Linked DNA regions of Mus musculus: region 2 is linked to region 1. The links are chromatin loops, found by intact Hi-C in ENCODE. Cell type or tissue: left cerebral cortex. All regions are shown on one strand.

Evidence for each region. Hi-C counts contacts between places; a loop is a spot of excess contacts. Peaks named below come from ENCODE experiments on the same cell type or tissue, not always from the same donor. Only the 100,000 strongest peaks of a DNase experiment are listed, where the experiment ranks them.
Region 2: it touches region 1 in a loop (8-fold over the local background); 16 of 42 quality-filtered maps call a loop at or near these places.

The regions. Positions count from the first base shown.
Region 1 is chr6:48,646,056-48,648,555 of GRCm38, forward strand. It overlaps Gimap8 (GTPase, IMAP family member 8), which reads left to right and starts at 1,179. Exons shown (of 6, transcript NM_001077410.1): 1 at 1,179-1,230; 2 at 1,352-1,472. The coding sequence starts at 1,381. In left cerebral cortex, a CTCF peak has its summit at 1,109 (motif pointing right); a DNase peak (open chromatin) is centred at 1,111.
Region 2 is chr6:48,953,827-48,956,326 of GRCm38, forward strand. It overlaps the pseudogene Gm18538. Among named protein-coding and RNA genes, the nearest start is that of Doxl2, 20 kb to the right of the region's middle. In left cerebral cortex, a CTCF peak has its summit at 1,356 (motif pointing left); a DNase peak (open chromatin) is centred at 1,342.

The DNA.
Region 1 (2,500 bases):
AAGAGCTTGCTAGCCCTTAGCTCAGCCTCACAGGCACCTGTATATCCTAGTCTATAGTTTTCACCTCAACATTTTAATTAGATGGTATTCTATGCACTGACCTGGTGCCCAGGGGAGGTGGGGACTGTTCTATGAGTGGACCTTCTTTATTAAGGTGAGGTGAGTGAATGGGAGGGGGAGGGGGATAGGGCAGTTTTCTTTGCCAGTGTATGAGTCTGTATGTGCCCTGTTCCCCAAATCCTTCAGGATCCTTATAGCATAAGCACACGTCACTTTAGACTTCTAACAAGGAAACCATGCTGTTCTCAGTGTGCCCCTTGCTTAGGAAGTACAGATCAGATTAGGTCGCTGGGACACAGTGAGTTCTGTGAGTCATATGAAAACTCAGGTTCAAACATTTCTGTGTTTTGCTAGCTGGGGGAAAGCTTTTTCTCATCTATGAGGGAGCACTTTATTCTGGGAGAAAGCAAATGGTTCCTTTGTAGTTTTATCTACATTGTGTGATCAGTCCAGGCTGAGGGAGACGGTGGTGGGGATGAGCCAAGAGGAAAGTCTGCTGGGTTTTACTCCCAAACTGACTTCATCAAAAACTTCCGATTTTGGTCTTTGCAAAGAATAGACCTGATCTAGTTTGCTTTTCTGTTGCTGCGATAAACATCAAGACCAAAAGCAACTTGAGGAGGAAAAGGTTGATTTCAGTCTACAAGTGATAATCTGCAGGAGAGAGGCCAGGGCAGGAGCTCCAGGCAGGAACCTGGAGACAGGAGCTAAAGCCGAGACCATGAAGGAATGCTGCTTACCTTTCCCTCTGGCTTGCTCAGCTGCCTTTCTTACACAGCTCGGGCCACCTGCCGAGGGATGACACAGGCCACCCTGACGGACTCTAATATAAATCAGCAATTAAGAAAATGGCTCTCAGGCATGGCCACAGGCCAGTCTGTTATAGGCAATCATTCAGTCGTGTTTTTTTTGTTTTTTTTTTTTTTCTACCCAGATGACTCTAGGTCTGTGTTACATTCATAGCTGAAGCTTACTAGGACAAGACCCAAGTAGGCCTTTCTGTTACCATCTTTGTCTGTAGCAGTGTGAATGACTGTGCTCCCACAGCCACATGGTGGCACCCAAGGGCATCTCCAGAAGACCTGTGCCTTTGTGTTCACACCGGCCCCTCCCTAAGCCCCTTCCGTGTTCATCCTATGTGCTCTGAGCTCCTTCTCAGGCTCTACTGATGTAAGACATGCTTCTAGAAACCTCTTTCTTCCTAGAAACATTTGGAAATCCTCCTGCCAGGGAGACTGGGGTGGCCTGGTAAATCTTTAACTCTCCTTGTGTGGCTCTTGGCCCTCTTTAGGATTTGCTTCCACTGACCTGAGGGCAGAGATGGCGACTTCATCCCACCAAGGAGCAGCTGCAGGAAGCCAGGCAGAGCACAGAAGCTGTGAAGCATCAGTAGGACAGGGGGAAAGACCGAGGTATGTTTCAGAGGTGTGTGTGTGTGTGGGGGGGGTCTATTATAGCTTGGGGGGGGGTGATAAGTTTAGACTGTGGAAGGCAGTCTGCCCTGTGTTGGGTTGGATTTCAAGAGCTGGAATTATGTCACTCCAACCAGATCCAGTAGGGATGTACCGTATTTTTCCCAAGAAAGAATGTGGAACAGCTGCCTGCCAGGAGGTCTGTGGGGAAAGGCTTCACACCTAAGGAGGAAGAAGAGGACAGAAGTGTGGCAGACAGGGAGGTTCAAGATCCAGCAGGGAGTGTCTCAGGGGTTGGACTCCCAGAAGGAAGTCACTGGTTGTCACTGGGACTGTTGGTCTCCTGGAGAAGCAGATGGCAGTATCTATGTCCTATATTCTCTCTTCGAACAATTTCCAGTCCTTTCACAGAAAGATCCAGTTAGTCATGTATTGAAGGAAGTCTTGAGTTTATGTACATTTAATCCAAACTGGCCCTCACCTGCTAACTCCTTTTCTTATGCTGACTGACTCACTGTCTAGGACTAAACGTCTTCCCCCGCTGGGCTCTGGAGGCCTCTCTGATCTCTTTTCTCTGGGACCACTTGCACCTTGATGTGGGATGAATCACAGAAGCTCCTTCCAATGGTTGAACTCGTGGTACCCTTGGGCAATATCCAGGGAAGACAGAGCGGGACTCACAGACTTACTCACTCAACTGCCAGGATAGGGTGATGATTGTCTTTTGGTGGAAACATTTTGCTCTTTGTAGCCAAGACCTCTGTGCTAACAAAGTGTAAGATCTTGGGGACTGGAAGCAAAGATTTTGCTGAGGTCAAGTAGTGTCGTTCCCATTTGATTTTTACCCATGAATTGCTGACCCATGAATCCTGCTATAGAGAGATGGCACTGTATACTTTGATATTACCAGACCCATGTATAGTCCCTATCCATGTTACTGTGGCCACTGTGATGAGATTGTTGGCTGATGATCAGGTGACTGGGGAAGAGGATGACTGGCACCAACAGAATGGGTCACCCTGTCAGCT
Region 2 (2,500 bases), 310 kb after region 1:
CATATATACATACATACATACATACATACATACATACAAGCATTGCCACCACACTGCTCCTGGAAGACCAGCATTGTCCTGAGCCTGTTGTATTTCTGTTACCTTGCTTCTCTCCACACTCACAGGATATGCATGCTGCTGTTGTCATTATATTTTACCATCGAGCTAATAGAGGCTCAGATTGTTTAACACAACCAAGATAACCAGGTTGTCCTTGGTGGTGTGATTTCCCAGAACTTGAACCCAGGCAGCTTAACCCCAGAGCCTGAATTTGAGCAAATACACTAACATTCAAAATACATCCCCTTGAAAGGGAATTTGTATCATAAAGGCACCCTTTTCTGTTGGCCCAGCGCTCTGTCGGTAGCTCTAGATAACTAAGCCTTGGGTTGCTGTGACTTCAGATGGCTGAAGAATGTTCCCCACTGAGATGACACCAGAAGAAGTGGGGAAATGGAAGAGTTTATGTAAATCAGATTTCACAGATGAGGGGAAGAAGTAAGTACGTGCTCAGCACTGGGAACCGAGGTGGCAACCCAGCTACTCTCGCTCTGGTCTCCACTGGGGCTGGGCATGAAAGCAAAGTCAGCAGAAAAAGCAGACAACTCCTGGGGATGAGCTAGCCTGGGGTATTGGCCTGGAGATGGAAATACTGAAGTCTTCTGCTCTGCTCTGTCCGGAACTCTGGAGCCCTGGGGCTGGTCTGAAGGAACCGGACACAGGATTAAGTGACTGACACCTCAGATGTTACAGATGTTCATGACAATGCCCCAGGTAGACACTTAATGACAATGCCTGAGTGTTCTGGGTCCTGGATTTTGTGGGCTAAAGGCTGTACACAGCTTACTGGAACACATGGAGGAGCTGGAACTGCAGCCATCACGACACCAACTTGGGCCAAGAACTCTGAGTACCTTATAGAGATGCTGCTGCCCAGGAAGAAAGATGTGCTGGGTTTTCTGGATAAAGAGAAAGTACATTCTGAACAAGGAACTCAATATTCTCATCTTTGGCAGCCAGGACCAGTGGAATGTCAGATTGCTGTCAGGCCTCTGCCACAGCCCCTATAGATGAGAGCACTGTCGCTGTCACAGGATAACATGAGTTCCAGATTCTCCAAAGCAGAGTATAGCCTCCTCTGTGACATGCTAGAGGAGGCCACCAAGCCACTGGATGAGGTTTATCTTGGCACTCCCAGATTCCCTCTCTAGACCATGTCATCCAATGTCAGGCCTTCAAGAGTGTGGCCTCTGTTAGGCCTTCAAGAGTGGGGCCTCTGTAGCAGAGCCAGGAAAGTGCACAGCAGGTTTATCTTGCAGAACTGTATGGAAGGACACTTACTGCCCCCTACTGGGCTGAAGACCCTGGGAATTACAGAAGCCCAGATGTTCTGCACTGTAGATCTGCCTTCCTGTAAATGTGATTTCTACAACAGCACAGAGGAGCTGGCTTAGAAATATAAGGATGCAGAAGTGACTATCACGGTCCTCAGGGACCCATTACCCAAGAGCAGAGAGCAACCATCACTCTTACCCTCCTGCAAGTCCTAGGGGAGTTCCCCATCCTAGCACTGGGGCTTCCTTTGATGTAGCCCAGCCCATCTGACATCATTGGTGGTCAAGACTTTGGTACCCAACTGGAATCTAAAAGAGCTAAGTAGAGCTGGAGTTTGCCCATCCTGGATTCACATTCAGTCCAGTCTGTATTACTCAAAATTTCTAAAGCCAAACTATCATCAGAGTCACTCTGAAGAGACATAGATACAACATGCATTCCTGGAAGGCTGCAATTGTCCCCCACGTTTCTCATCTTGTTTCTCTCTGTAACCTTAGAAAATTGCATGTGGCTCCTATCATTTCCATTCTGCACTTGGACAAGGGAGCCCTAGAGACTTTAAAAAGCATGTGCAAGGTCACACAAGCAGCCCTTGGTGTTGTGACCTACCAGGAATTGAACTCAGGGAGCTGAACCCTAAAAACTGTACTTTGAACATACACCTGAAATTTCAAAATGCATGCCCCTAAAAGGTCATTGGTGGTTTTGTTTATCAGTACACTACCTGTCCTGCCAGGACATAAGCCCTTTGCTGCCCAGAATGATCAAGCCTTGATCTGTTGTGACTCATGATGGTCCATGCTAAGAAATTTTCCCCAGTAAGAAAACACCAAGAGAAGGAGGAATCATGAATGCTCTAGATAAGAAAGACTATAAGAGGTTTTCATACCCTGGAGGAAATAAGTGGTTGCAAACAGGGGCCCAGACAGCACTGTGAACTGTGCATAAGGACCCAGAGTCTCCAACTCTGGCTTCAGTTGGGTAAGGGAGGAAGCACAGTTAGTAGGAAAGACAGGACTTAGAGACAAGGTGCTCTGGAGTGCTGACTTGGAGACAGAAATACCTAAGTGTTCTCTCTTCTGCTGAGTTCCAGAGCCATGGAGTTGGCACAAAGGATCTTGGCACTGGGCTGCATGGCCATCGTGTTGGTTCTACAGGAGACCAT